Linked DNA regions of Homo sapiens: all the other regions are linked to region 1. The links are chromatin loops, found by intact Hi-C in ENCODE. Cell type or tissue: ascending aorta. All regions are shown on one strand. Links, peaks and the distances in the headings refer to the core of each region. The heading gives the core; the rest is flanking DNA.

Region 1 (6,051 bases), core at 1,083-5,082:
AGACAATTCTTCCTATGGCCTTGGTTTTCCAAGAGAAGGTCACCTTTGTCTCACCTGGTGATGTCTCCCCTGAAGCACAGAAGAGAATCACGAGTACTTGTTTCAAAGAAAATGACCAAAATCTGTCTTAGCTTCCCATCGCTGCTATAACAAGTCACCACAATTTGCTGGCTTCAAAAAACACACATGGATCTTACAGTTCTGTAGAAGTTTGACATGGGCTTCACTGGGCTAAAAGTAAGGTGTTGGCAAGGCTGTATTCCTTTCTAGGACTGATGTAATTCAACTCTGTGTCCCCACCCAAATCTCACATTGAACTGTCTGTGTCACCACCCAAATCTCACATTGAACTGTCTGTGTCACCACCCAAATCTCACATTGAACTGTAATTCTCAATGTTGCAGAAGGGGCCTGGTGCGAGGTGATTGGGCCATGGGGGCAGACTTCCCCCTTGCTGTTCTTGTGATAGTGAGTGAGTTCTTACAAGATCTGGTTGTTTAAAAGTGTGTAGCCACCTTGCACCTCGATCTCTCTTGCTTCTTCTCTGGCTGTGTAAGATGTGCCTGTTTCCCCTTCACTTTACGCCATGATTGTAAGTTTCCTGAGGCCTCCCCAGCCATGCTTCCTGTGCAGCCTGAGGAACTGTGAATCAATTGAAGCTCTTTTCTTTATAAATCACCCAGTCTCAGGTAGTTCTTTACAGCAATGCGAGAACAAGCTAATACAGGGATGAATTCATTCCCTTCCCTTTTTCACCTTCAAGTGCCTGTATTCCTGGGGCCCCGGCCCCTTCCTTCTTTTTTGAAGCCAGTAGCTGAGCATCACTCCAAACCGCTCATAAGGAAATGGCATTCTACTTGAGTAGCAGACAGGTGAGCCAACAAATACAATCTCATGTGGTAAGCGAAGAACAGGTTCAGGGAAGAAGCATGGTCAAAAAAGGGCCCAGTACCCTGGGTGAGAGAGGGATGGGTTCTCAGAGGGCTGCTACTCAAGCCAAGGCTTATCTTACCTCCTCTACCCAACTGTGGAAAAACTTGAAGAAGTAATTGGGTATAACTCATCTTCTTATTTTCCTTGATGCTAAATTCACTGCTTTGCAACCTGTAGACACCCAATAAATATCACTTGCAATGAACCAGTTCTCTTCTGAGTCATTTTTGTCTTCTGGGCTACAGTTGCAGATGGGAGATGAGAGAACAGTGCCAAGCTAGAGGGCTGAGCTAGCATCCTCAGGACAGAGCCCTAGCTTTAGGGCTTGGCAGATTTTTATTGTCATGCATTTTCTTCCCTTAGCAGAGATGAATTCCAGAATTGAGGCAGGAAGCTCTCTGTTTAGTTGTGGGACCTCACCAGGAATTCACCCCAGACATCAGGGAATTAGATTTAAAATCTCGCCCTTGCATTTAAGCAGGGCTTTAGGATCACTTGGGGGTTGATAATTGATAGATGTCTCCTCGTTTGAGTTTCTTCATAAAATAACATGCAGGGAGCAAGGGAATGAAATTGAGCAAGTGAAATACTTGGCAGAGTCTCAGGAAAGACGTTAAGAATAGATCTATGAGCTGTGCCCCATGGCGGGGGGGTTGCTTCTGAGTCGGGAGGTGCATGGGTTGGCGGCAGGAGGAAGCGTCATGGAGCCTCTGTTTCTGAGCCCATGTGTTGAGATTCCAGCCTCTAGTCAGAAAATTCCCCTTGCAGCTTCTGCCTGGTCCAGCCCCTGAGCCATGAGCATCTTCTGGTCCTCTTGCCTCAGATTGTTCCCCATTCACTCTTCCCATCTTCTCCTTCACACAAACTTCAGGATCAGGACCCACAGAGGTCTTGGGACCTGTAGGCTGCGGGAGAAGGCTGTGGATGTTTAAAACCACATGTCACCACCTCCTGGCAGGGGCTGGCTAAGGACAGGACTAAACTCTCAGTGGTGAGTTAATGTTTGCTGAGGGAATGAATGAAGGAATGACATAGGCAAAATGAAGCTAAATTATCCGTTAAGGTTATCTATGGTACTTTCCCTGGGCCATGATTCTCCCTCTTAGATGGGAGGAGCTCAGCTCCCTAGACCCCTCCTAAGCTCTTGCAGGGCCTGTAGCATCCAGGGATAACAGAGCAGAGGACTGGGGCAGCCTACTTTCTTTGAAGGGCCACTCTCCATGCCACCCTTTGAATCAGCACTGGTGACCAATTAGTAGAGTGTGATATGAGTAGTGGATGAAGACCTGTCTAGCATTAAAAAAAAGAGACAGAATTGAGAAATAAGGGTATTGCTTTGTAAAAATGTGCTGCTGTTTTGCACATGATAGACAGTATACTAAAAGTGGCTTGCAACGTTAAATGTATTTCTTACCATGGGTCAAGGTCAAAAAAGTTAGAGCATCCAGCATCTCAGAATTGCTGAGGGCTCTCATGCTCCCTGGGAGGAGATGCTAAGGTCTGACCAGGCAACTTCAATTGTAAAATAAAGATGCCTAACCATCCACAATGACCTCTTCCTGAGACCTTGGGGGCAAGTGGAGGAGGACTGGCTGGGAGTAAGAGGCCAGGGCTCTGAGCCTCCATCTGTGTGTACTTACTGTGAGCCTTGGGCACATTGCTAATTCCTCTTCCACCTGTTTTCTCCTCCAATGTGGAGGTTACATTGTGTCTGTGTGCACTGCTGCCCTCTGGTGGTGAGCTCTATACTTCACTGCAGCCACGGCATCCAATTTGGGTTTGTTGACTGGCTTGTGGCTGTCCAGATTTTCCCCTCTTCTTGTTCTCAAAAGGTGAGCCTTACCCCCAGGTGGAGTAGCATCCCACATGTTAAAAAAAAACTCACATGTGTTGTGAGTTTTCTGCAAAGGCCTCTGCTGTTCAAATGCGTTGCCTGGAGATACTCTCATGCGAGAATGTAAATCAAAGGGCAAGCTAATAGGGAACTACTTTGTAGCCAAAGTTTGATGAGGTCCACCTGCTTCAGGGTACGTAGCTGTATGCCAGGTACTCTTGATGCATCTGCCGGCTCTGAACAGTGTTTTATGAAGCTGTTGAGAGAGTGGGACCAGATGTTTAGAAAGAAGAGCTTGTCTTGTCACTTCCCTCAGCTTCTTCCTTTTTTGATGGTATCAGCAACTCTTTGCATTTCCAATTAAGACTCTAGTTAAATTCCCTTCAGCATTTGACTCAACCTCTTGCAAGAGGCAAGATAAGTGATTTAAAAAAAAAAAAAAAACTCTTACTTAAAGAGCATGTTGCATTGTTCTGAGATTTATTTCTAGTAAATCAAAGGGGGACTGAATGTCCCTTAGCATTGTCCTGGGATTGATAAAGGTCAATTGTCTGCAGAAATATGGACCTGAAGTCTCTCCAAGGTTAGAGGTTTCATATTCATGGTCAATGCATCTTCAAATCTCCCATAGCAAATTATCTTGGACCATTGCATTTAATAGGTGCTTAATAATTGTGTGTTAAAAGGTTGAATGGATGAATGAATGAGTAGAGTCTCAGAAATGGCCCTTCAGATGAAGTTTCCGAGCTATGAAGTAACAGTGTACAGTGCACCATGCATGAAGCACATCGGGCAAGGGAACTCCACTGTTACATGGTAGGATTGGTTGGCCTGGAATCAAGTCAGGATATTTAATCAATGAGGTTGAAAGACCCAAGTAAACATTTAGCAAAACTGGAGTCAAAGCACATTTCAAAACAATCATTTAGACTGTTAAGCTGCTATCTTATAGAGTTGGGGGCCCAAAGTAGGGAGTGTTTTATTTTTAAACAACTTGCTTCCCTTCTGACTTCAAGAATCCCCATGATGGTTTGGTTTTGAGGACATTACCAGTCAACCGCAGCCAAGAAGTGATTAGCAAATGCCTGCTCCACAGACGTGGGTCTGACTTCTGGGCTAAGTTCAAAGCAGAGCTCTTAGTTTAATAATGATACAGGATTCACTTTCCTTGAAAACTTCCTATGCTGGAACCATTTTGAGAAAAACAGAAATAATCATGGAAATTTGGGGGCACAAATGAAGACAGGGAGGAAACATTACATGCATATCTGAGTACTTGTCTACAACCCTCACAATGCATCCTGGAGAAGATGTCCCTCCCTTATTCTCTTGATAGGAAATGGCCACTGTTTATAATGAGGCAGAACAAAGCAGGGGCTTACTTCCCCCCCGATGCCAATCAATATGCTGAGAGCTGGCTCCAGTGCTCCCAGAGCCATGGATCAGTGTTACTGCCTTGAAAATCGCTTATTGCTGTGTCATTTAAAGGAATCTGATGAAAGGTTTGAAAGAAATGCTATAATTCTACAAAATATCTTCAAGTGGCATTTCCCAAAACCATGGACAAGTACTGATAGTGTTTTGTGAAATGATTTTAGCCAAAACATAGATAAATATTTTTATTTTAATGCTTATGTATTTAACACATATTACAAATATATACAATTAGCATACCTTACCTGTGATTTCATGAATAATTTTTCTTAGGAAAAGACTAAATAATCTAAGTAAAAATAATACAAAACAAAATAGAAAAGACAAGAAAAGAAGGCATTTTAACTTAAAACCAATAATAGTAGATAGTAAAAACTGTGAAGCTCGTGCTTAAACAACGTGGTTCGGGGAACAGACTCAAAGTGTGTGTTAAGTTTTTGCACTACTATTAGGAGAAACACTGCAGTATAATTCTGCAGTGATTTTTGGAACAAATATTCAAAACTACCACCTAGGGAAAGCTCAGGCACTGTGGTTGTACAGGGAGGAAGCTTTGGGGCCATGGCCACTCTCTTCTTTTCACAGGGAACGTTTTGACAACGGAGTCTTTCTAGTGCCAAGTCTCTGTGCTCCACCAGTGAAGACCGTAGCAGGCAATGATGACTGTGCTTGGAGTCTCCACACTGGAAAGTGGGCTTTTTCCCTGACTTGAGCCCAGCAGCCATCAGAGGGAAGTGGACATCCCCAACGCCATCCCCTCTGCCCACCTGCCGGAGTGTGACTTCCCACCAGTGCCATCAAACCCCCACAGTGCTTCAGAGTGTAGGCCAAGCTAGCAGGTAAGTTTCCCATGAACTCAGGCTCCTCTACCATCTGGGTATGCAGGCTAGAGCATGAGCCCCCACTGCACCTCTTTCAGCATTAAGATATTTCTGAGGCTTTCCTGATAGAGAAGTGGCCTGGGAAGGCATTTAAGAAGACAGCTTAACTGTCCAGGTTCCTTTTCTGTTGACCCTCACCCTGAATCTTGAATCTTGACTAGGGAATTCACCCCTGGCCTTGTGCTGGACTCTTTAGGGACAGAGGTGGGACATGAGATGTTGGCGCTGGGGGAAGCAAGTCTCATCTCACCGAGTGCTCTCCTAGAGAAGGAGCTCAAACAGTGCCCAGAGCTGGTGCTGGGATGCCATTTGGTGGTCTGGAAGTTGCTGATTGCTTTCTCTGTCACAAAGCCTTTGATTTCCACCGGCTTATGTGTACACATGTGGGTATTCTTGGTGGCCTGGCCATTGAGCATAATTAAAAGAAATGATTGGCTTTCTCTTGATGCAAACATCTGGTTTTACTTGAAACAAGATGACTTAGCTGTTTCAGAAACATTCTTGTAACCCTGGATTCACATTTTCTTCTTAAAATATATATTTTCTCTGTTCGGGCAGTATGTTAATGTAAACACTCCTTGTAACTGACAACCGACAGTTTCAGAAGTACGTGGGGCTCCAAGCACCGGAGGAACCGCAAGAATGATTGCGTTTTTGATTTGATCACTGGAAATCTGTTTCAACAGTCACTCTGATTTAAACAATTACTCTGATTTATACTCCAAATGCTGTAATTTGCAGAAAATGTAACCATGTGAGGACATTTTTGTAGAGTATGTCTTGGCAACTTTGTGTTGTTGTGATGTCATTCACTTCAGTTTTAAGGAAGCACAGAGGAAAGAAAAGAAGGAAAACAGCGTCCTTTTTGATGTGCTTTCCTGACCGCCAGGGAAAATGTTCTCAAGTCTTCCTGGCTTACCATTCCTTACCGCTCCCAGCCCACAAGGCCAACACTGAAGGGCTATGAAT
Region 2 (6,051 bases), core at 1,124-5,123, 240 kb before region 1:
AACTGAATTCAGTAACACATTGAAAAGATCACCATGATCATGTGGAATTCAGCCCAGGGAGGCAAGGATGGTTCAGCATACACAAATCAATAAACATGATACATCACATCAATAGAATCAAGAACAGAAACCATATGATTGTTTCAATACATGCTGGAAAAGTGTTTGATAAAATTCAACATCCCTCCATAATAAAAACTCTCAACAAACGGGGTATAGAAAAAACATACCTCAATACCATAAGGGCAATATATGACAGACTCACAGCTAATATCACACTGAACAGTGAACAAAGTATTTCCACTAACATCTAACAAGACAAGATGCCCATTTTCACCACTTCAACTCAACATAGTATTAGAAGTCCTAGATAGAGCAATTAGGCAAGAGAAAGAAACAAAGAGTATCCAAATTGGAAAGGAAGAAGTCAAATTAACCTTGTTTGCAGATGACATGATCTTTTATTTAGTAAAACCTAAAGACTCCATCAAAAAACTCTCAGAACTGATAAATAAAGATAGTAAAGTTGCAGGATACAAAATCAACATACAAAAATCAGCAGTGTTTATATACGTTTACAGTGATCAATCTGAAAAAGTAATCAAGAAAGCAATCCTATTTACAATAGCTACTAAAAAATACCTAGGAATAAATTTAACAAAAGAAGTGAATTTAACAAAACAAGTTTTTCTTTATAAGGAAAACTATAAAACACTGATGAAAGAAATGGAAAGGACACACACACAAAGGAAAAGATATCCCATGCTCATGGATTGGAAGGGTTAATATCATTGAAATGTTATATGACCCAAAGCAATCTACAGATTCAATGCAATCTCTCTCAAAATACTAATGACATGCTTCACAGAAATGGAGAAAACAATCCTAAAATTTGTATGGAATCCCAAAAGACGCCGAATTGCTAAGGAATCCTAAGGAAAGGAAAAAACAAAAACAAAAAAACAAAGCTGGAAGCATCATACTACCTGACTTTAAATCATGCTACAAAGCTATAGTAATTAAATCAACATGATACTGGCATAAAAGCAGACACAGACCAATGGAATGTAATAGAGAACTCAGAAATAAATCAGTATACTTACAGCCAACTTGTTTTCAACAAAGGCACTAAGAACACACATTGGGGAAAGGATAGTCTCTCTAATAAACATTATTGAAACTAGATATCCATATGCAGAAGAATGAAGCTAGATCGATCCTATCTTTTACCATATACAAAAATCAACTCAAATGGATTAAAGACTTTAATAGGACATGAAACTACTAAAAGAAAACATTAGGGGGAATGCTACAGGACATTGGTCTGGGGAAAGATTTTTTTCGGGTAAGACCTCAAAAACACAGGCAACAAAAGCGAAAAATAGACAAATGGGATTACACCAAGCTAAAAAGCTACACATAGAAAAGTAAACAATCAACAAAGTGAAGAAACAGTCTACAGCATGGGAGAAAATATTTGCAAACTATCCATCTAACAAGGGATTAATAACCAGGATATTTAGGGAACTCAAACAACTCAATAGCATGATGACAAATAATCTGAATAAAACATGGACCAAAGACCTGAATAGAAATTTCTCAAAGGAAGACATACAAATGGCCAACAAGTACATAAAAAATGCTCAGCATCACTATCAGGAAAATGCAAATCAAAACCAAGACTACAAATTAAGTTCACTATATACTGCTTGGGTGATGGGTGGACCAAAATCTCACAAATCACCACTAAAGAACTTACTCGTGTAACCAAATACCACCTGTTCCCCAAAATCTATGGAAATAAAACATTAAAAACAAACCAACAAACAAAAAAAAAACCCCACAATTAGGTGTCATCTCACTCCAGTTAGAGTGGCTATCAAGAAAAAGACAAAAAATAACAAATGCTGGTGAGGATGCAGAGAAAGGGGAATACCTGTAAACTGTTGGGAATGTAAAGTAGTATAGCCATTATGGAAAACAGTTTAGAGTTTTCCCAAAAAACTAAAACTAGAACTACCACATAGTTCAGTTCAGCAATCCCACTGATAGGTCTATATCCAAAAGAAAGGAAATCAGTGTATCAAAGAGGTATCTGCATTCCCATGTTTATTGCAGCACTGTTCACAGTACCCAAGATACTAATGAATCTAAGTGTCCATCAGTTGGTGAATGGATAAAGAAAATGTGGTATATACACATAATGGAATATTATTCAGCCATAAAAAGAATGAAATCCTGTCATTTGCAGAAAAATGGATGGGATTGGAGGTTATTATGTTAAGTGAAAACCAGGCACAGAAAGACAAATATTGCATGTTCTCATTCCTATGTGGGAGCTAAAAAGTGAATCTTACGGCTGGGCACAGTGGCTCACGCCTGTAATCCCAGCACTTTGGGAGGCCTAGGCGGGCGGATCACCTGAGGTCAGGAGTTCGAGACCAGCCTGGCCAACATGGTGAAACCGTCTCTACTAAAAATGCAAAAATTAGCCGAGCGTGGTGGTGTGCGCCTGCAATCCTGGCTACTGGCGGGGGAAGGTGGGAGAGAGGAGAATTGCTTAAACCCGGGAGGCAGAGTTTGCAGTGAGCCGAGATTGCGCCACTGTACTCCAGCCTGGGCGACAGAATGAAACTGTCTCAAAAAAAAAAAAAAAAAAAAAAAGTGAATCTCACAGGGGTAGACAGTAGAATGGTCACTACCAGAGGCTTAGAAAGGAAGCGGGGTGGAACAGATGAGAGAAATTGGTTAAGGGGTACAAAAACAGAATCAGATATAAGAAATAAGTTCCTGTATTTGATAATGCAGTGGGAAAATTATAGTAATTGTATATTTCAAAATAGCTAGAAGAGAAGAATTGTAATGTTCTTAAAACAAAGATAAATATTTGAAGAGATGGATACCCCATTTACCCTAATCTGATCATAACACAGTGTATACAGGTATTCGAATGTCACATGTACCCTAAAATATGTACAACTATTATGTAATCAAAGAAAAAGAACAATCTCAAAATATTTTTTAGAAAACCTTAACACCATCAGATGGCACTATATACCTACTAGATTGACCCAAATTACAAAACATAGCAAAAACAAAAAATACAGACAATACCAAGTGTTGGTGAGCAAATGAAGCAACATAAACTCATATATTGCTGGTGGGAGTACACATTGGTACAACCACTTTGGAAACCATTTAGTATTGTCTTCTGAAGCTAAACATATGCATACCATATGACCTCTGCATTTCCTCTCTGGATGGACCCAAGAGAAATATGTGCATAAGTTCACTGAAAGGCAAGCATAAAAATGCTCTTGACAGTATTATTTTTAGTAGTACCACATTGGAAACAACCCAAGTATTCATCAATCATAGAATAAATAAATACACTGTAGTGCATTCATCCAGTGGAAAAGTATTTAGTAATAAAAATGAAATAATTAAAGTTGCAACATACAATGTTGACTGAGAGAAGTCAGACACAAACAAGTATACATTATACAATTCCAGTTATTTAAAGTCCAAAACCAGGTACATCTAGATGTTAGTAGTAGTTACATTTGGGAAAATGGAGTAAGTGAGATGGGCAGAAGCATAAGGGGGTCTTCTGAGACTCGGGCAATGGTGATTCTTGAGTGGGTGGCAGTTAATAGAAGTTTGTTTTGTGATAATTCATGAAGGGACACATTTATGTTTTAAGTACTTTTTTGTCATTCTTAAATTAAAAAAAAACTTAAAAATTCAAATAATTTGTAAGGAGTCCTATTTTCTGAAAGTAAATTTTTTCATCAGGGAATGTACTCCATCCCACCTTTATTCCTACCCTTATTTATTTCTTGGTAATTTCCTATCTAAGCATATATTTTTTTTAATAGAACACCAGCTTCTTTTCCAGTAATTGCTCCAAGGAAGCCATCTTTGTCATTCCTCAGAAATGCTCATAATACAACATAGTGGTCAGAAATAATAATACCAAATAGAAGTGTAATTTCCTAAGTGGAAAACACATTTCTCTTGGCAATGACTGTCAACAGCATTCCTGGAAATCCAGCAGAACTCAGAATTTCAAGCACTACAGTGAAGGAAATGTCTAGTAGCAGTAGTAATGGAAACAAAAACATGAAGGAAAGAGAATGATTTGGAAGAATGTTAATTCTTTACTTTTGCTCCATTAAACACAGGTATAAAAAAGACTAATTGAAGAGTCTAATGTTATTTACTAACATTATTTTCTAAGATTTGCTTAATGTCCAAAAATTACTATACAACTTTAACTTATGCTGGCTAAAAGGTTTGAAATAGCCGAGTGAGGGCTAAAGCTGGAAGACCAATAGGGCATTCATCTCACAGGTCAAATGTTATCACCCAATTCTCCAAGTACACATAATCCATAACAGAAGGCTGCCTTCTAATTGCCTATCCTGGTGCCATTTTGTCTGTCTGGAAAAATCCCAACTCACCTTCAAGTCCAAATTCATTCATCTTCTCCTCTGTTACTTACCTAGGTATTAATAGAACTGATCTCTCCTTTCTCATTACCATTCATACCTTGTATCTGATTTATGATAGCCCTATGATATATTAAAATTCTTCATATTTTTTCTCTTCTATCCCACTGTAAGTAACTTAAGGGCAGGAACTATATTTCATTCATTATTCTCTCCAGTGCTTATCTGAACAGTTAGCTCACAGCAGGTATCAGTAAGGAAGGGTTGTTAAGTGAAATAAATGGGAAGAGACTGACAGAGAAGGTTACTCAGCTAGTGCTTTGGAAAGCGGGGTGGGGAGGAAGTGGTCCAAGAGCTGACATCATGATGGAGGCCAGAACTAGAGGCTGAAGCACACTGACACTGGTAAGCCAAGCTGGCAGGTACTGGTATAAAAGTGAGATGAATAACTGAAGGCCAGAGTACAAGTCTAACAGCCCCTGTTGGGACTAGTCAGAAACTAGGCCACATACACACTAGTTATAAGAGCCAGAGACAATGTAGAGGCAATTTAAACCACAACTAATCATAAAATGGAAGGTGATGCATAAATAGTTTTCTAAAGTAGAACTGCAAGGTGGCAAGCCAAGTTGTGCTGCTGTTTTGGTGGTACGTAGCCTAGTACCACTAGTATGATTCATATTAGAATGCCCCAGTTTGTTTGGCTTTGCCATTATTGAGGAGAGGGACTTGTTGGTACTGAAGCAAGGGGAATTACAGGAGATGGGCATGGTTTCATTATGACAGGTGAATTTGGGAGGTAGGAAATCAACCATTGTGGGTGTATATACCGCAATATATATGTGAGTTTTACTCTTGGTCTATGGTGACTGAGATACTACTTCTAGTCACTTTGATCTTATTTAAAAGGTCTGACAGATTCTACATGTCCAAAATATACCACCACGTTTACAAGGAAAAATCACTTTCTTAAAGTACTCATGAAAAGGTTTGACAGGTTAGGAAAAGGCTTTGGTAGATTCAGCACCATGATGGGGGGTGGCTGAGGAGAATAATCATTAGTAAGCCCATTAATACCGATGAAATGCCAAACATTTTAAAACTCCCTTTAAAATAAAAAATACAATAATCTTGGGAGCTGAGATGAGCTCTACTGTGGATGGGTACTTATTTAGACAAGATTTGAAGAAGACCTGTCACAATTAAGAAATAAACGGTAGACCTCACTGTGAGCTTATCTTGCCAAGGGTTACAACGCCTGAAGGCATTCTGCAGGAACATGGCAACGATGGATTTTAGTTCTGGTGGACTGACTGTCTTACCTCAGTGTTTGGTAGGTGGGCTATTCTGAGATTAAGTCCATGGATGTTGAATCTCAAGACCATCTTGCAGTGTGGATGTAGTAGACGCAATGTAACTACCTAAAAGCCAACAAAAATTTTCATTTCCCTTGATTGACTCTACTGAGTCATGGGGAAATCAAAACATATGGCTTTTCTCTATTCCTCAGAGTAAGGGATATTTTGGCTACTAATCTAAAAGTTCCTAGGGAGGACATTCTCTTTTTAAATAAGCCAAAGCCTAATCAGGAGTAGGCCTT
Region 3 (6,051 bases), core at 1,059-5,058, 150 kb after region 1:
CTATCCAGTAAAAGTTAAAACATTTTTTTTTTTGAGACGGAGTCTTGCTCTGTTGCCCAGGCTGGAGTGCAGTGGAGCGATCTCAGCTCACTGCAACCTCCGCCTCCCGGGTTCAAGTTATTCTCCTGCCTCAGCCTCCCGAGTAGCTGGGACTACAGGCATGCACCACCATGCCAAGCTAATTTTTGTACTTTTAGTACAGACGGGGTTTCACCATGTTGGCCAGGATGGTCTTGATCTCTTGACCTCGTGATCTGCCCGTCTCGGCCTCCCAAAATGCTGGGATTACAGGTGTGAGCATTTAAGAAGACAGGATGTGTATAAAATATAATCAGTTTCACAGAAATTCTAGCTGAAATGCTTAAAATAAAAGTTTGGTTTTTAAAGAAGTAAGGTTCAGAAATATAGAATGTTAAGGTATATAGACCTAGTCAATCTTTGATAATGGTAGATAAAAATATTCAAAATTCTTCTTGTGAGATTTAAGGTAATGATACGTGGCCAAAGTTGATGTGTATTCATATTACTAAAAACTTTTTTTTTCACACTGTTGTCAGATGCTTATGTATATCTTTTTGGCTACTCATTGTTATATTTCAAATACATAAAATGTAGATTTTATTCAATTTACATTGATACTTTTAGAAGACTTTGAGAATAGGATGTAAGGGACTTGCTTTTCTGTTTCATCATTAATAATGTGACCCATGACTGGATGACATTAATAAATGATGTTCCATACTAAAGGCAATTCTTGATAAGAGACATTATATTGCTCTAGTACACATGAACCATGAACCAATAATTTCCAATTTCCAAAAGAATTCTTCTCCACAAAGACCACAATGAATTTCAAGTGAGATTTAGGATCTGATTTAAATGAACTTAGAAAAACATTTACTTGTATTTTGTCTTATTTCTCGTTTCCCAACTACTCTCTAAATCATAGAATTCATAGGAAATATTAACTGCTTTTTAATTTCTCCTTGGGAAATTCACCAATTTTATACGTTCTGAACTAGGAATTTAACTAGCTCCTATACATTTACAGAAAGAAATTGACTGCCACATATTTGTGACTATTGTTAGAAAAAGGTGAACACTTTATCCTCGCTACTGAGTTGGGAATATATCTAGATGACATTTATGATTGTTTCCTAAATCAAACAAGATATTTGGGGAAGCTCTACTTGCAAAACATATTAAATGGCAAAGAAGCTTTGGTTAGAAGTGAGGAGGAGGGCTATAAGGAAGAAACAGATAGGAGTAGAAAATAAAAGGGCCAGAATAAATAAAAGAAGTCTATTTTGTAGGCTTGGGGAAGGGAGTGCTGAAGCTAAGGGTGGAGCAATGGCATGCAGAAGAAACTGGGGACTTCCAGGGACAAAGGGGAGGCTGGAGGAGAGGAGTGAGGAGGGGCCGGCGAGGTGGCTCCCGCCTGTAATCCCAACACTTTGGGAGGCTGAGGCAGGAGGATCACCTGAAATCAGGAGTTTGAGACCAGCCTGACCAATATGGTGAAACCTTGTCTCTACTAAAAATACAAAAATTAGCCAGGTGTGGTGGCAGGCACCTGTAATACCAGCTATTGAGAAGGCTGAAACACGAGAGTCTCTTGGACCCGGGAGGCGGAGGTTGTAGTCAGCCTAGATCGCTACACTGCAGTCCAGCCTGGGCAACAAAGAGCAAAACTCTGTCTCAAAAAAAAAAAAAGAAAAAAAAGCAATCAGGACAGGTTTTCTCTAAGAGATATGGCAAGCACATCATAGGACAAGAAGGTAGACAGGAGCTTAGGGGAAGGGGCAGAGCTGGGGGTTTCAGGAAATATTAAGAAAAGGAGCTTGAAGGCAATGAGGGTGGAGCTGGCTGGCTGCTCGACCACCTGGAGGGCTGTGCTGGGGAACCAGAAAGAGCTGTGTGGGAAGGAAAGGGATTGGAGGTTAGGCACAGTGGCTCATCCCTGTAATCCCTGCGCTTTGGGAGGTGGAGGCAGGAGGATCTCTTGAGCCCAGGAGTTTGAAACCAGCCTGGGCAACATAGCTAGATCCCACCTCTAAAAAAATATTAAAAATCAACCAGGTGTGGTGGCATGTGACTGTAGTCCTTGCTACTTGGGAGGCTGAGGTGGGAGGATCACTTGAGCCCGAGGTGGGAGGATCACTTGAGCCCAGGAGGTCAAAGCTACAGTGAGCCATGATCACACACCACTGCACTCCAGCTGACAGAGTGAGCCCCTGTCTGAGAAAAGAAAAAGCTTATCAAAATGTGCAAAACCTTTATAATAAAATCTCCAAAATATTGCTGAGAAATCTAACAAATAAATAAATGACTATTTGGATTTGTTGTTGTCTTCAGATGGAGATGACATTCTTTTACAGCTTTCTTTATTAAAACATAAATAAATAAATAAATAAATAAATAAATAAATAAAGGGAGTGGGATGAAACCTGGGCCTTGGAGAGGGAATAGGATAAGGAAGTCCTAGAGGAGGTTGGGGAAGAGAAGAGCCTGGGTGTGTATGGGAAGCCATAGCCTTCTGCCTGTCTAGGAGGAAGGCCACAAGGCCAGGACACTGTTTCTGGGAGCAGATAAGAGATACAGTGAAAAGGAAGCATGCTTCCTTTTCATGTCCCACTTACAATGGTCTTGTGGACCAGATCTGGTGATATGTATACCACATTTTCAGAAAAATTTCAATAATATCATTTTTATCAGCCTCAGAGCTATCTATTATATGACCAGAATGTGTTCTTGTTGGACATTTATATTGTTTCTAGTTGATGTTTGTATGAGCATGCTGTACTGAATGTCCCTGTAGCTAAGTCTTTGCTCACGATGGCAATAATTCCATAAAGAGAAATTGCTGGGAATGGGAGAGTGAGTGTGGGGAAGGGGAATGCCAGAGCAAAGGACATAAACAATTTTAAGGTTTCAGATAAGTAATTTTCAAATTGCTCCAATTAACATTCTAACACAAGCATATGATGATCTCTGTTTCCCCATGTCCCATTATCACCAAGTATTATTTTAAAAAAAGGTGAGATTTAATTACATCTTAAATAGAAAAGACATCTTTCTTTAAAAAGTGACAGGATGACTGCAGATGTACAGGCATCAAGAGAGATTATCAGTAGGCAAGTTCATGCTGCCTCCCGGTGGCCACATAAAAAACTGACAAGATAGAAAACCAAGTCCAACCAGATAGGGACTATCTAAGCAAGTCATCAATGTTAATTTATTTAGAGCTAAAGTTTTAGAAAGTGAGTGGAAGAAACACAGAATAAATGGACTTGATCTTAGCATATTAGAGGATATGGGAGCAAGAAGAAAAACATTCTTACCACTGACTAGAACATGTGACATGATAGTGCGTGATGCACTCAGAGATGATTTATTAAACTGAGTGATAACAAAAAAAATTAACTTTTCGATGTCAGGCTCTGAGGAAAGATCACTTGCAACTTCCTTGAAGGGGCTATGGGACTATCTATATCTTGAGTATTTCACATCTGTTTCTTCTACAAGACAGTGAAGACAACAAGGTGCAGTCTTCTAAGGTAACTATTGCCCTGAAAAGAATACTCCTAAGAGTAATTATGTATTCTGTGTCTTAGACTATGTTTAGGGAAGAAAGTTTATTTTAACATTGAAATTGTTTCTGTGTGCAAAACACTGTGCTCTCTAGGGACAAAGCAGGAAAGGAAAAGGGAAAAGTTGCGAAGACAAATGACGGTTTTTATACTAAAAGGAGTTATCTTCTGCTGTTTTCCAGAGTTCCATCCTCTTCTCTGTTTATCTGTTTCTGCATGATCTCATCTACTCCCAGGACTGCAAATAGCACTTGCACAGTAATCCACTTGCTTACTGAATCTTTGACTTAGATTCACTGTGGATAAACAATATGCTTAGTATTATTTCCATGAGACTTGATGTTGGAGAAACACACATCAAATAATCATATCAATAGGCATGTATTTATAGATTATGATAAGTAAGGGAAAAAGTTCAGGTTACCATGAGAATGTATAACTTAGTGGTTCTTAAATATTTTTCTCTCATACCCCTAATGCTCTCATACCTGTAATGATTGATAATTAATTTACTGATAATTGGGTACTTGCCTAGATTCTTCAATCTTTTTTTAAAAAATAAAGTACTAAAATTAGAGACTACCTGACTTGAAAAATGATTTTCTACCTAGCCATTAGAATGGTCTACAATCTTAATTCCTGGGAAGCTTAACAAAAGGACTTAAAAAAATTATATGTGTTATTATTTCACCTAGATATGCCTTATTTAACACATATGCTCAGAAAACATACTGTTAATTTTAAGATACTTTTTCAAAACTTTTTTCAATGAGGTATAACATATATATATATAAAGTGCACTCATCTTCAGTGTACAGGTCAATGAAGTGTTTTTGTTTGTTGTTGTTGTTGTTGTTGTTTTTGTGTGTGTGTCTCACAGAAATTTGAATAATATGGAAAAAGACACAATGGCCCTACAAAGGCAGGCTTCACAATGCTACTATTTTAAACAGCTGCTTATTTGTTCAGTGTTTCAGGGGAATTTACACTTCAGGGTAACAGACAGTAATAAATATAGGCGATGAAGACCTTTTTTTTTTTTTTTTGAGATGGAATCTCGCTCTGTCACCCAGGCTGGAGTGCAATGGCGTGATCTCGGCTCACTACAAACTCCACCTCCTGGGTTCAAGCGATTCTTCTGCCTCACCCTCCTGAGTAGCTGGGATTACAAGCGTGTGCCATCACACCCAGCTAATTTTTGTATTTTTGGTAGAGACAGGGTTTCACCACTTTAGCGAGGCTGGTCTTGAACTCCTGACCTCAGGTGATCCGCCCACCTTGGCCTCCCAAAGTGCTGGGATTACAGGCGTAAGCTACCGCACCTGGCTAGGAGACATCTTTATTTATAAATTGGAAACTGGGCAACAGTGAAAGGGAAGGAGAAAAGGGGAACCAACTAGCTGATTCTGACTCGCAGGTGGTTTGGTTCTTAGGCAGCTCAGCCTCAGAAAAAAACACATTTAAAAGATGAGGGTCTGAAAATTGATTCCTTTGGGACTGTTATGCCTGTATACCCCCTTGGGAAGCTTTTGGGCATTTCTAAGTATATAGTACAGTATTCCAGTCATGACTACTCACCCAGACTTAGAAGTCTTCTCAGAGGAAGCAGCCTGTAAGCTGAGAACTGAAGGATGAGTATAAGTTAACTGATGTATAGGTAATGTAAGACCTATATGTTCATGGAGACTTCTTCCAGCAGATTTCAAGTTAAAAAGCATGTAAGTTAGAAAGCAGTATGTGTAGCTTGTCTTTTCACTTTGTTAATGGTTTCCTTTTTGGTGAAGAAGCTTTTTAGCTTTTAGCTTGATGTAATCCAATTTGTAATCCAATTTGCCTATTTTGCTGTGTTTTTGAGGTCTTACCCAAAAAATCTTTGCCCAGATCAGTGTCCTGTAGCATTTCCTCAACATTTTATTCTAGTAGTTCCATAGTTTCCAGTCTTAAATTTAAGTCTTTAATCCATTTTGAGTTGATTTTTGTGTATGGTGAAAGATGGGGATCTAGTTTCATTCTTTTGCATATGGAGATCTAGTTCTCCCAGCACCATTTATTAAAGAGAGTGTCCTTTCCCAGTGTATGTTCTTGGTGACTTTGTCAAAAATGGGATAGCTCTAAGTGTGGAATTTATCTAGGAGGAAATATCTGCAAATCATCCCTCCCACAAGGGATTAACAACCAGAATCTATCAGGAACTAAATAACGAAATGCCAAAAAAAAAAACCCCAAATAATCCAATTAAAGGATGGGCAAAAGACCTGCATAGACATTTTTCAAAAGAAGACATACAAATGGTCAACAGGTATATGAAAAAAAATGTTCAACATCACTAATCATCAGGGAAATGCAATCAAAACAGCCATGAGATATCATCTCACCCCAACTAGAATGACTATTATCCAAAAGACAAAAAATAACAAATCCTGTTGAGGATGCAAAGAAAGGGAACATCAGTACACTCTTG
Region 4 (6,051 bases), core at 744-4,743, 300 kb before region 1:
TCACGCCATTCTCCTGCCTCAGCCTCCCAAGCAGCTGGGACCACAGGCGCCCGCCACTACGCCCGGCTAATTTTTTTTTTGTATTTTTAGTAGAGACGGGGTTTCACCGTTTTAGCCGGGATGGTCTCGATCTCCTGACCTCGTGATCCGCCCGCCTCGGCCTCCCAAAGTGCTGGGATTACAGGCGTGAGCCACCGCGCCCGGCCCAAACAATGTCTTTACTAACAAATGCTCCCCATACCTTCCCATCCTGACATCCCACCCCCAGTGAAGACTCTAACTGAAAATCCTGCATTGCATTTAATTATCACGTTCTTTTAGTCTCCTTTATTCTAAAATGGGCTTTTTCATCTTTCATGACATAGATATCTTTGAAGAGTTTAGGTCAGTGGTTCAGAATATGCCTCTGTTTGGATTTGTCTAATTGTTTCATCTGTTAGGTGCAGATGAATCTTTGGCAGAAGTGCCACACTGAGGAATCCCTTTCAAGAGCACGTGATGCCAATTTCCCCCATGATTAGTGACATTAAGTTTGATTATTTGGTTAAGGTCAATTCTGTTTTCAGAATTTTCTTACAAGCATGTTTTAAGATTTTTATGAAGCTCCAACCATGGACATAATTCTTGCTGGTTCCTGCAATGAACTCAGAAAAGTATCCCTTACCCAGACTGTATAAATATTTACATATTTTCTCCAAATACGCTTATAATAGTTTCAGTCTCTAATAAATTCTTTGATTCACTAGGAATTAATTTTGGTTTATGTCACAAGAGTCTATTTCCCCCTCTAAATACTTAATCAAGCATCTAGTGTCATTCACTGGTAACTTTTATTAAACAAGTCATCCTTTTCCCTCACTGGAATTGTCACTATTTTTCTACATATTTTCAAAGATTGTTATTTGTTTCTGGATTCTATTCTGTTCCCGTGATCTGTCAATCCTCCTTCCAGTGCTATATGGGAATTGGTTTATTTTGATATCTGATAATGAAGATCTCCAAGGAGGATTTATTGTTTGACGATGTAAAATGTGAGTAAAAGCAGAAAGATGAAAGAGAGAGTCCCAAGGAGGTTTGAGGGCTGGGGTGGCAGGGCAGTGACAGGCAGACAGAAACATGTCTATCCGTGTGGCTTTGGCTTGGGTGTGAACAACTGAGAATCAGCCCTTTGCCCCACCTCTCTATTCTGCCCACCCTGTATCTCAGTATAATATATCATGGCGTATTTCCAAGCCATGCATGTGGATCTAACTCAGTCTCACACTGGGGGAATCATAATTCACTCTGAGGGTATATTATCATTTTGTCCTTACTAGATTAAGTATCATCTATTCCACTTTTTATTATCACCTCAATTTTAAACCTTGTATATTTATCTTCACGTGTGCAAGTATAGCTATAAATGAAACAACATTTTTACAAGGGAAAAGTAAAAGTGCTGAATCAAAGCCTTTCCTTCTTTAAAATGTTGATGCTCTTCTTGAAAAATCTTTTTTTTTTAAATTTAGATAGCCTGTATTTCATGATCCATGTTCTTGAAAAATCTCTACGAACTTATATTCCTGCCAAAGGTATATGTAGATGTGCCCGTTTGCCCATCCTTTTGCCAATAACGGGTTTCATATTTTTCAGTTTTGCTAGATTTAGAGAGGAAAAAAGTGCTATCTCATTATTCTTTCAATTTTGCAGTGATTTGCTAATGACTTTTTAGATGTTGATTCTGTAACCCAGTGTTTTTACTAACTTCCAGATTTGTGTCCCCAGCAATGAGGACAAGCATTTTGATTAGAGTCCTCTAGCTCCTCATTCAAACCAGGAATGAAGACTCGGAGGACAGAACCTAGCTGGGCTCTGTTTTAGTTGCCCTAAATTAACACCTTATTTAGGATGGATCTGCTACCTAGGAAATGAGGGTGAGAGGGCACATGGGGGAGTCATAGCCTAGGGCCAGGTTCCCAGTTTTGTAAGTGCCTCGTTCTTTGCGGGGCAGCCTCGGAGACTGCCTCCTGCAGACAAATCTCACAGACACCTTTACTATGTGGACCAGAAGAGCTGAGACAGCCAATCCCCAGACACCAGGATCCGGTCAGCCCTGTGATCCTCCGGGTCAACACTCTGTTTCAGGAACTGGTGGATCATTTGTTCCCAATATTGTCATCCTCAGGGGTGGCTGCAAGTCTCATATCCTAGACTGTGGACACATCTTCTAGTTCCTCCAACTCTGTTCCTGTCAGCCCCTATCTTCCCAGGCGGCAGATAATTTGGTTCCTCTAATCATTGTGGGTCTAGAACAGAAACCCTGAGCTCTATCTAAGTAAGACTGGAGGGCTGGGCATTCCAAATTATTGCACAAAGAGTCCGCAGCTTTTTTTCCAAAAGTAGTTTTTTGTTTGTTTGTTTATTTGTTTGTTTTAAATCTCATGTGTCCACAAAGGTCTCCAAGAAAATCTACTGAAGACACAGCTGCAGAACATTCAGAATACTGAAATCCATGGTGAGCAAGTCCACAGAGGGGAAATGCCTCCAAGACAGTGGCCACACCCAGGAGACTGAATGAACAAGCTAGATGAGCTGGCCTTCCAACTGGTTAAACCAGGACTTACCCAGATGGCATGAAACGCCACCATTTTTTTTTTTTTTAACTGAGCCAGCACTGGGGCAAGGACTTTTCCTACTTGATTTAATCTACTCTTTGACACACCCCTTATAAGTAGGCAACCCTGTCCCTGTTTAAAGACAAAGAGACAGAAGATGACAGAGGTTAATTTAATCAGGGTCACAAAGCTCGAACACAGCAAAAGTGGATTGGAAGCCAGATCTTTATCATGACCCTATACTGTAGTCTTTTTCCTGGGTCAATGGAAGCATATGGTCCTTGTCACTCATCTCCCAGGACACCTTACAGCCCCATGCGAGCTTGTTCACCTGCAGAGGCCCAGAGCACTGGTTCCTGAGTCTTCTCCCAGTAAGTAGGAAGTTCCTCAACACTGCACTGCTGTTACAACAAGTAACCAGCAGATGGCAGTGTCCACCAGCCCTCCCTGATTCGTCCCAAACCCAAGGGCTCTGAGATGTCCCTTTTGGAAGGCTTCTGGTAAAGAAGCTACCTTTCTCCCTTCTTCTCTGTTGCCTCTCCTCCCCCTCCCGGTAGCCTGGGGCACAGGGGCAGGCCACGCCCAGCGGCCTGGGGCCAGAGCTGTGGCTGACCCCAGTGTGGATGCCAGAGCTGTTGCTCTGAGTAACCTGGGGCCGGGTATCACCAGTTGAGCCTGGGAAATTCCTCTAGCTTCAGGAAGCCCAGCCCTGGGCATCCTATGGGGCTAAGCCAGAGCCCGCTGCAATCTTCCCACCTTGCTGTCCCAGGTCTTTCTGTGGGAGACATTTGCAGCAGATTTCTGGACTGAGAGGAGTCCATCATCACCAGACCCAGAGAGGGTGGATGGCTCTGCAGGCTGTTGTCATCAACTTCTGTCCCTTGCCTTCCCTGGGAGACCTAACCCAGAGCCCTATCTCCTCACCTCCAAACCTTTCTCCAGCTCTGAGTCAAAAGGCCCAGAGGCTACGGTGGGTCCAGACAGAGGACAGGCTCCTGGCTGGGTCCCAGGCAGTGGACCCATCTCACACTCTTCCCGTCTTTCACTGCAAACCCTGTGGACGTTTGATTGTCAGCCTCACTGCACATCTGGGGTCTAAAGCCAGGAAGGGTGAGGAACTTGCAGCCCAAGTTTAGAGGCACGATTTGAATTGAGGTCTCTTGACTCTCAGGATTATCAGTTTTATGTTCCAAGTTAGTGCATGGCTGCAGGGACCCAGCATCCCCAACAGAGGAGAGGGGAGGGCAAAGGCTGACCCTCATTATGTTGCACCCACAGGGTGCCCTAAGCAGAGGTGAGGCAAGACCCTCTGGGCTGCAATGGAGAACAAAGGCCCCTGATCACAGGGGGACCCAGGATAGAAGATGGCTATGATGCCAAATGACAGGCTACTGATCACATCCCCTTGTTGGGGACTTGGCTTCTGCATGTGGACAATGTAGAGTAGGTTGCCTCTAAGGGATCTTTTAGTTGTCTTGTCATCAGACATGGGGCCAGGTGTCTGGGTATGGCAGGAGACCCTGGGCAAGGCTGAGTAGGCTACAGCTGGGGCTTGCCCAAGTTCCCGTACCTGACAGTCGCTTCAAAATGGCTGTAGCTGGCGGGATCCAAGACTAACTCCCTAAGTAGTATCAATCTAGTGTTGTAGGTTCCCAGATGACATGCAAACTCCCCACAGCAAAGGTACCTTCGAGAGATGTGGCTCTCCTAGTAGTAGTAGAGAGGACTTCCTCACAACCGGGTACAGGAAAGCACAACCGTAATCCCAGAACTTTGGGAGACTGAGCCTGGGCTCAAGAGGATGCTTTGAGGCCACCCTTGGCAACACAGCAAGACCCTGTGTCTACAAAATATTTTTAAAAATTAGCTGGGTGTGGTGGCTTGTGCTTGTAGACCCAGCTACTAGGGAGGCTGAGGTAGGAGGATCACTTGAGCCCAGGAATTTGAGTTACCGTGAGCCATGATTCTGCCACTGCACTGCAGCCTGGGCCACAGAGGGAGACCCTGTCTCCTAAAAAAAAAAAAAAAAAAAAAAAGAACAAAAAAGAACTTCCTCCCATTCAGAGGTATCAGAGGCTGCCTTGGATAGGGAGTTCCCCACCTCTGCAGGTATGCAAGTGCAGCCCAGGAAGCAATTTGTTATGATTCAGGCATGCATGGCAAGTTGGCTTAAATAATAACCCCAAAAGTTGTTTTCAGATCCTTGGATTCTATGACTGAATCAGGGACTTGGTGTTCAGAGAAAACAAACAGCTTCTGCAAGGGGTGGAAGAGCAGCAAAGTGCTCTGCAAGGAAGGGTCTGGGGCGGGAATGTGGGAACTGCCCCTCTTCATCCCAGTTGTCAAACATCGCCCCAAGCAGGCTGCTTTCCCCTCCTCCCTCCGTTGGAGGCAATCTCACCTTCTCTCTCTGAGGAGGACTCAGCTGGAGTCTGGAGGTCTGGGGTTTGGGGGTGATCAGATGGATGAAGAACTAAAGTTAGGGCTTTCAGGCCCCAGTTTTCTCCCAACCTTCTCTGATCTCTGCTCCTGACATCTGCCTCTGGGCCTCATCTGCTCCCCAGTGATGGCTGGGGCAACACAGAGGAAGGTTTTCATTCTCAAGGCTCTTAGTGCAGTTAGCATGTGGTGCACAGCTTCAAGGGCTCCGGGCTGTGCAAACTAGCTCTCTCCTGCCCAGCCAATCGACCTAAGGATCCCCACATCACCTAAGAGGAAGTCCCAACTGGGCAGGGCACCTGGAGACCTGGGTCATGGGCAGGTCCTGCTGCTGGTATGACAGGCTATTTTCCATGGCAAGTGTTTTCCGCTTCCAGTTGCGAGCAGTGGCAGGCAAGAGTCCCCTGGGTAACACTTTCATAGTCTTCACCTGGACTAGAGAGGTCCTTTCTTTGCCAAGAATTTTCTAGAAAGCCAGAGAGGAAAGGCAGGCATACTCTGCCTCTCCACTGGGGTCTGGGGAGCAGGGCGGCAGAACAAAGCCCCTCACATTCCCATCCCCCAGCCCCAAGCCAAGGGTTGAGCAAGGATAGTTGATGACTCCATGCTCTGCCACTCTCCAGGTGACTCTGCGCAAGGTGTTGAATTCTTTAGCTCAACTTTCCTTTTCTATAGAATGGGAAGAATACCCATCTCACAGGATAGAGTAGTTGTGAGAATGAAATGGCATGAGGTGTGTGGAGCAGCAGGCAAGGTGCCTGACATTCAAGGGACAACGAATGGGCACTATCATTATTTACAGGGAGCGAGGGAGACAGGCATGACCCATGCATCCTCTCTGCCTCCTCCTGGGCTCGGCTCCAATGTGTCCTCTGCTGATCACAGAGCCCCCCAGCCCATCACTTTACTCGGAACCACTGGATAGCACACTGTGCATTTATGCGCTTCCTGTTGGCTGTCTCCTGTGTCCATCCTAAAGCTCCATGTGCTCGCCCTGTGCGTTGCTCAATCCACAATG
Region 5 (6,051 bases), core at 638-4,637, 180 kb before region 1:
CCATAAGTGGGAGGTGAACATTGAGAACACATGGACACAGAGAGGGGAACAACACATACTAGGGCTGTTGAGGGGTGGGGCGGTGAGGGGAGGGAACTTACAGGACAGGTCAATAGGTGCAGCAAACCACCATAGCACACGTATACCTATGTAACAAACGTGTACATTCTGCTCATGTATACCTTTTTTTTTAAGAAAAAATAAAATAAAAAGTTTCCTCCTTAATTTCTTTCAAATACACAAAAAAATAATATGTTGTTCACCATGCTATACATATATATAAATATATATAACTACAAACATAAAAAGAGACATGAAATATTTACTCTAAATTCATGATAGAACTAGAGATGGGATACAAAAAACAAACCTTTTTCTGTATTGTTTTATTTCACTTATTTTGTTAACAAAAAATATTTATGTAAATATGGCAATGTTAACTGTCAATTGTGAGTAATAGAAACTTTGATTGTTATATAACTCTATTTTGCTACGTTTTTAAAAATTTCTCAAAATAAATTTAAAAAAAAGAATGCATTGACATGCGGTTGTTCCTAGATATCTTACACCTATTTTGTAGGGAAAATCACCATTGATTTCTTTCTCACATGGAATACAGAAGCCCCCAAAGATGTTGTGGGTTGATACTGAATATCAGTGAATTGGCTCAATGAGAACTGTGGTCCCTAATTCTGTAGGCTTACCTACTTCATCGATCCATAAGGCCTTCCTTTCACAACTGTCCTGAGGTTACTAGGCTGAAGTGGGAGTACACTCTCATCAAACCCCAGCTCCCTCCCTAAGTATTCTGTAAGCTCCCTGTATCTAAACACTGGTACAACTCTGTTAGCTCTTAAAGTATGCATTACAGTGAAGGAGATGGGAGATAATTATTCTATTTAACACTGCTATCTTATTTAGAAAACAAATTTCAAAATTTGTAAACCCCAAGCATATGTTTTATAAAATAATTTTTAATTATTATTCTCCAAACGGTGAAAACCACAGTCATCAAATTATGCTTTCCACTTGACTAAAACCAATTATCTGCTAAGGACTTCAACAGTCCTTAGCAGGAAACAGCAGAGAGATTCAGCAAGGAGAACATAATGTTATAGACTTAGCAAACAATAAAAGAAAAAGGCATAAAAAGTGTGTTACTTTTTATTGTAAAGTGATATTTTGGAAACAGCCATGTTTCCATGGCTGTTACTTGGAAAAAGCCATGAGTTCTGTGGCTATGTGTGGTTATATGGAAAGGTGAAGCATAAGGTTAAAAAGGAAAGTTGGGTATAAATGAAGTAGGAAACTGAACTTCACACCAAGGAGTCTGGACTCGGTTCTGTGATCAATGAGAAGATACCTATAGATTGCCAAGAGAGGAGCGCACAATCTGGTCTGTGTTATGGACGTTAACTGCAATGCTCACTCTCCCTACTTCTGTCTGCCCTGGGACTCTTAACAATTTGCTTGATTCCTAACTTCTTCTCTTGCTCTGCACTTTGGTTTTTTGCTCTTCTGACCCACAGATTTACGTGCTTTCATTTCTAGGGACTGTGAGCCCTGAGAGTTGATTGATTGGTTGTTCCTGCCTTGGGCTCATCTAGTCATTCCATCTTACCTCCTTGTTGCCCTGCCACTCCCAGTCCTGGCAAGAGAAAGCTCCACTGGGTTTTCTCTCTTTCTTCCTATTTGGGGGACTGCAGTGAGAGTAGTTTATTGTTTCTTTGGATAAGCATGACTCAAATTCATCATTAGTTGCAAGATTGTATAACTTTTTTAGGTAATGTTTTTATCTGCTAATACAAAACCAGCATGATTTCTAGCTTTCATTTCATACTTTCTAAACAATGACTTGAAATAGTTGATAATGAATTTCCCATCATGTGTGCTGACTCTATAGCAAATCAAATCCAGAAAACAGTTTATACTCCTAACTCCTCAAATTTTCTTTTCACACTTTTTTTCCCCTCGAATCATCCCCTTCTGACATTGGTGAACATCTGTTCTTCCAATTATATTCAACTTATGATTGTGATAATGTGGTCTACTAGAATATTATTTCCAACTGTTCATAATTTTAACATGTGCTAATATGAAGGAAAACATACTTTCAACATTTGATGTGTGGTAATAGCTTATGCCCTTTTTCTCAATGATTACATATTTTTCACGCCATTATTTTGCATGCCAGAAAATCAGTACCTTAGGACAATCTTGGACAGCAAATAATATATCTGTGTTGCCTATCCAAAGCCACTATAGCATACATTTGCAAACATAACCTCCAATGTGTACAACAGATGAGAGCAGAACTGTTCTAGCTGAATGGGGGGCTGGTCCAAGGCCCAGAGCCCTACTTAGCCTTCACAGAACTTTTGAGCTACTCAGATACAGAAAGTCACAAACCTAAAAGGTGGAGACTGGCAAGCAATTCTAACTCTTTGTATACCCTTGTAGCATGACAGTTAATAACCTAGTAGGTTGTCAATAAGTCCTTGATGATAATGAGTTGCCCTCTCACCCTCTCCAGAAACCACAGCTTCCTTTGGCGCTATGGTGGCCCTTTGGGCTAATGCCTCTAGATGGCACTATTCTCATTAGGTAGCAAAGAACCCAGACTAATTACTAAGTTATTAACTCAATAGTACACAAGCAGGCCAACTAGAGATAAACATATTCAAAGTAAAGTTATAAATAATAAGATGTCAATTTACAATAAGAATTAAAGCTGTTTCCTAAAAATTCAGACACATGACAGATATTTTCTACTGGTTTTCCGTATCAGTGTTTATTGTGAACATCTAGGGCAGTGGTTCTGAAAATGTGGTCCCGAAAATGTGGTCCCAGGACCAGCAGCACCAATATTACCTGGGAACTTGTTAGAAATGCAAATTCTCAGGTCCCACCCCAGATCTACTAAATCAACAACTCAGAGGTAGCCACCTGTGTTTTAATAAACCCTCCAGGTGATTTTGATGCATGCCAAAGTTTGAGAACACCTGATCAAGGGTGATCCTCTGAGTCTGTTTTCAACTTTCAAAGTTGCCATTCATGTTCTCTTCAAATGTTCGCTTCTGTCTATAGTATGACTTAAGATAGCTCACTTGATCATGACCATATCCTTTTAATGTGATGTTGAATTCAGTTTGCTGGTATTCTATTGAGAATTTTTGCATGTATGTCCCTCAAGGATATTGACCTATACTTTTCTTGTTTTGTCCTTATTCAGCTTTGGTGGTTTAATTTCTTTAACAGATACAGTCTATTCTGATCATCTATTTTTCCTTGTGTGAGTTTTGGGAGCTTGTATCTTTCAATAAATTGGTCCCTTTTATCTAAGTTAAGTTTATTGTCCTTTTATTATCTAAGAGATCAGCAGCAATGAATCTTCTTTTCTTTCTGAATACTTGTAATTTGCGTCTTCTCTTTCTCCCCCCTTGGTTAGCCTGGCTACAGGCTTATTAATTTTATTAGTCTTTTAAATAACTAGCTTTTGGTTTGTTGATTTTTTTTCTAATAATTTCTTGTTTTCAACTTCATTGATTTGTGTTCCCATTTTTATCATCTTTTCTTCTCTTTGCTTTAGGCTTAAATTGTTCTTTCTCTGGTGTCCTAAGGCAGAAACTTAGGTAATTAACTTTATATCTTCCTTCTTCTCTAATACATGCAGTCAATGCTATAAATTTCCTTCTAAGCACTAGTTTTGCTATATCCTACCAATTTTTATAAGTTGTATTTCCACTTTTATTTTGCTCAAAGTATTTTTATGTTACTCTTCAGACTTCACTGACCCATGTGTTATTTAAAAGTGTGTTGTTTAACTTCTAAATATATTGGGATTTCCTAGCTATGTTTCTGTTGTTGATTTCTAGTTTAATTCCACTGTGGTCTAAGAGCATACCTTGTATAATTTATACTCAATTTTAAGTTTCTTAAGGTATGTTTTATGGCCCGGAATGTAGTCTATCTTGGTGAATGCTCCATGTGTGCTTGAGAAGACTATGTTGTTAGATGAAGTAGTCTATAAATGTCAATTAAATAAAGTTGACTGAAGGTGCAATTCAGTTCAACTATATCTTTACTGCCTTTCTGTTTGCTGGATCTATTCATTACAGAAAAAGGATTGCTGATGTTTCCACTTATAATAGTGCAGTCTATCAGTTTTGCCTCCTGCATTCTGACCTTTGTTGTTAGGTACATATTTGTTAAGGATTGTTATGTTTCCTTGAAGAACTGGTTCTATTATCATTATGTAATGCTCCTCTTTATCCCTGACATTTTCTTTTTCTGAAGCCTGCTTTGTCTAAAATTAAAATAGCTACTCCAGCTTTCTTTTGACTAGTGCTACCATGGTATATCTCTGTATATCCCTTTACTTGCAACATATCTGTGTCTTTATACTTAAAGTTTTTGTTTGTTTGTTTTAAAATGTTTATTTGTTTGTTTTAAAGACAAGATCTCACTCTGTCGCCCAGACTAGAGTGCAGTGGCATGATCTCGGCTCACTGCAGCCTCAACCTCCCGAGTTCAAGTGATCTGCCCACCTCAGCCTCCTGAGTAGGCTGAACCACAGGTGCGTGCCAGCACGCCTGACTAATTTTTGTATTTTTCTGTAGAGTTGGAGTTTCACCATGTTGCCCAGGCTGGTCTCAAACTCCTAGGCTCAAGCAATCTGTTGACCTCGTCCTCCCAAAGTGCTGGAATTACGGGCGTGTATAACTGTGCCTGGTCCTAAAGTGGTTTCTTGTAGACAACATATAGTTGGATCTCCCCCTACCACTCCAACAATCTGTGTATTTTAATTGGTATATTTAGACCATTCACATTTAAAGTGATTACTGAGGCTGGGCATGGTGGCTCATGCCTGTAATCCCAGCACTTTAGGAGGCCAGGGCAGGTAGATCACTTGAGCCCAGGAGTTCAAGACTAGCCCAGGCAACATGGCAAAATCCTGTCCCTATAAAAAATATAAAAATTAGCCAGGCATGCTGGCACACACTTGTGGTCTCAGCTACTCAGGAGGCTGAGGTGGGAATGATCACTTAAGCCTGGGAGTTTCAGGCTACAGTTAGTCTCGTTGGCACCACTGCACTCCAGCCTGGGTGACAGAGTGAGACTGTATCTCTAAATAAATAAATAAAGTGATTACTGATATAGTTGAATTAATAGCTATCATATTTATAAATGTTTCTTCTTTGTTATACTTGTTCTTTCTTTTTAAAATCCTACTCTCTATTCCTAGCTTTAATTGAGCATTTTAAATGATCTAACATTCTCTCTTCTTCTCATAATAATTATACTTATTAAAAAAATTTTTTTTTGGCTGGGCACAGTGGCTCATGCCTGTAATCCCAGCACTTTGGGAAGCTGAGGCGGGCAGATCGCTTGAGCCCAAGGAGTTCCAAGACCAGCCTGGGCAATATGGTGAAACCCTGCATCTACTAAAAATCCAAAAATTAGCCAGGTGTAGTGGCACACGTCTGTAGTCCCAGCTACTTGGGAGGCTGAGGTGGGAGGATCACCTGATCCTGGCAGGTTGAGGCTGCAGTGGGCCAAGATTGTACCAATGTACTCCAGCCTGGGCGAGAGAGTGAGACCCTGTCTCAAAAAAAACAAAAAAAACAAAAAAACACAAGTTCATCTGAAGTAACACTATACCATTTCACCGTTAGTCCAGGTATGTTACAACTGAGTATTCCCAATTCCTCTCTTCCATCCTTTATAACATGATTGACATTCATTTCATTTATCCATGTTGTAATTACCCAACATACTGTTACTTTTATTACTTTGAATAAACAGCTATCTACCAGATCAATTTGGAACAAGAAAAATAAACTTTTTAAACCTTTATTCCTTCTCCGATGCTCTTCTTTATACAGATTTGAGTTTCTAATCTCTATCGCTTTCCCTTCCCCTAAAGAACTTCTTTTAATATTTCTTGCATAGGATGTTTCCAGCAACTAATTTCCTCAGCTGCTGTTGGTCTGAAAAAGTCTTTCTTTCTCCTTTACTTTTGAAGGATGATTTCACTAGATAGAGAAATCC

The links. Hi-C counts contacts between places; a loop is a spot of excess contacts. Peaks named below come from ENCODE experiments on the same cell type or tissue, not always from the same donor. Only the 100,000 strongest peaks of a DNase experiment are listed, where the experiment ranks them.
Region 2: a loop joins it to region 1, with 6 times the contacts of the local background. A loop is called at or near these places in 8 of 110 quality-filtered maps.
Region 3: it touches region 1 in a loop (7-fold over the local background); 4 of 110 quality-filtered maps call a loop at or near these places.
Region 4: a loop joins it to region 1, with 7 times the contacts of the local background. A loop is called at or near these places in 103 of 110 quality-filtered maps.
Region 5: a loop joins it to region 1, with 5 times the contacts of the local background. A loop is called at or near these places in 67 of 110 quality-filtered maps.

What each region holds. Positions count from the first base shown.
Region 1 is chr2:20,960,488-20,966,538 of GRCh38, forward strand. No RefSeq gene overlaps it. Among named protein-coding and RNA genes, the nearest start is that of APOB, 81 kb to the right of the region's middle. RefSeq lists an enhancer at 2,567-2,616. In ascending aorta, for the core only: a CTCF peak has its summit at 2,680 (motif pointing left); DNase peaks (open chromatin) are centred at 1,594 and 2,654; H3K27ac peaks cover 1,442 bases.
Region 2 is chr2:20,719,737-20,725,787 of GRCh38, forward strand. The region is part of intron 5 of LDAH (lipid droplet associated hydrolase); the gene reads right to left. Among named protein-coding and RNA genes, the nearest start is that of GDF7, 56 kb to the left of the region's middle. In ascending aorta, for the core only: a CTCF peak has its summit at 3,026 (motif pointing right); no DNase peak of the experiment used is centred there; H3K27ac peaks cover 3,239 bases.
Region 3 is chr2:21,115,347-21,121,397 of GRCh38, forward strand. No RefSeq gene overlaps it. Among named protein-coding and RNA genes, the nearest start is that of TDRD15, 5.6 kb to the right of the region's middle. In ascending aorta, for the core only: a CTCF peak has its summit at 3,155 (motif pointing left); a DNase peak (open chromatin) is centred at 3,155.
Region 4 is chr2:20,658,643-20,664,693 of GRCh38, forward strand. No RefSeq gene overlaps it. Among named protein-coding and RNA genes, the nearest start is that of GDF7, 5.5 kb to the right of the region's middle. In ascending aorta, for the core only: a CTCF peak has its summit at 3,007 (motif pointing right); DNase peaks (open chromatin) are centred at 3,009 and 3,549.
Region 5 is chr2:20,779,279-20,785,329 of GRCh38, forward strand. All of the region lies in intron 3 of LDAH (lipid droplet associated hydrolase), which reads right to left. Among named protein-coding and RNA genes, the nearest start is that of LDAH, 41 kb to the right of the region's middle. In ascending aorta, for the core only: a CTCF peak has its summit at 2,555 (motif pointing right); no DNase peak of the experiment used is centred there.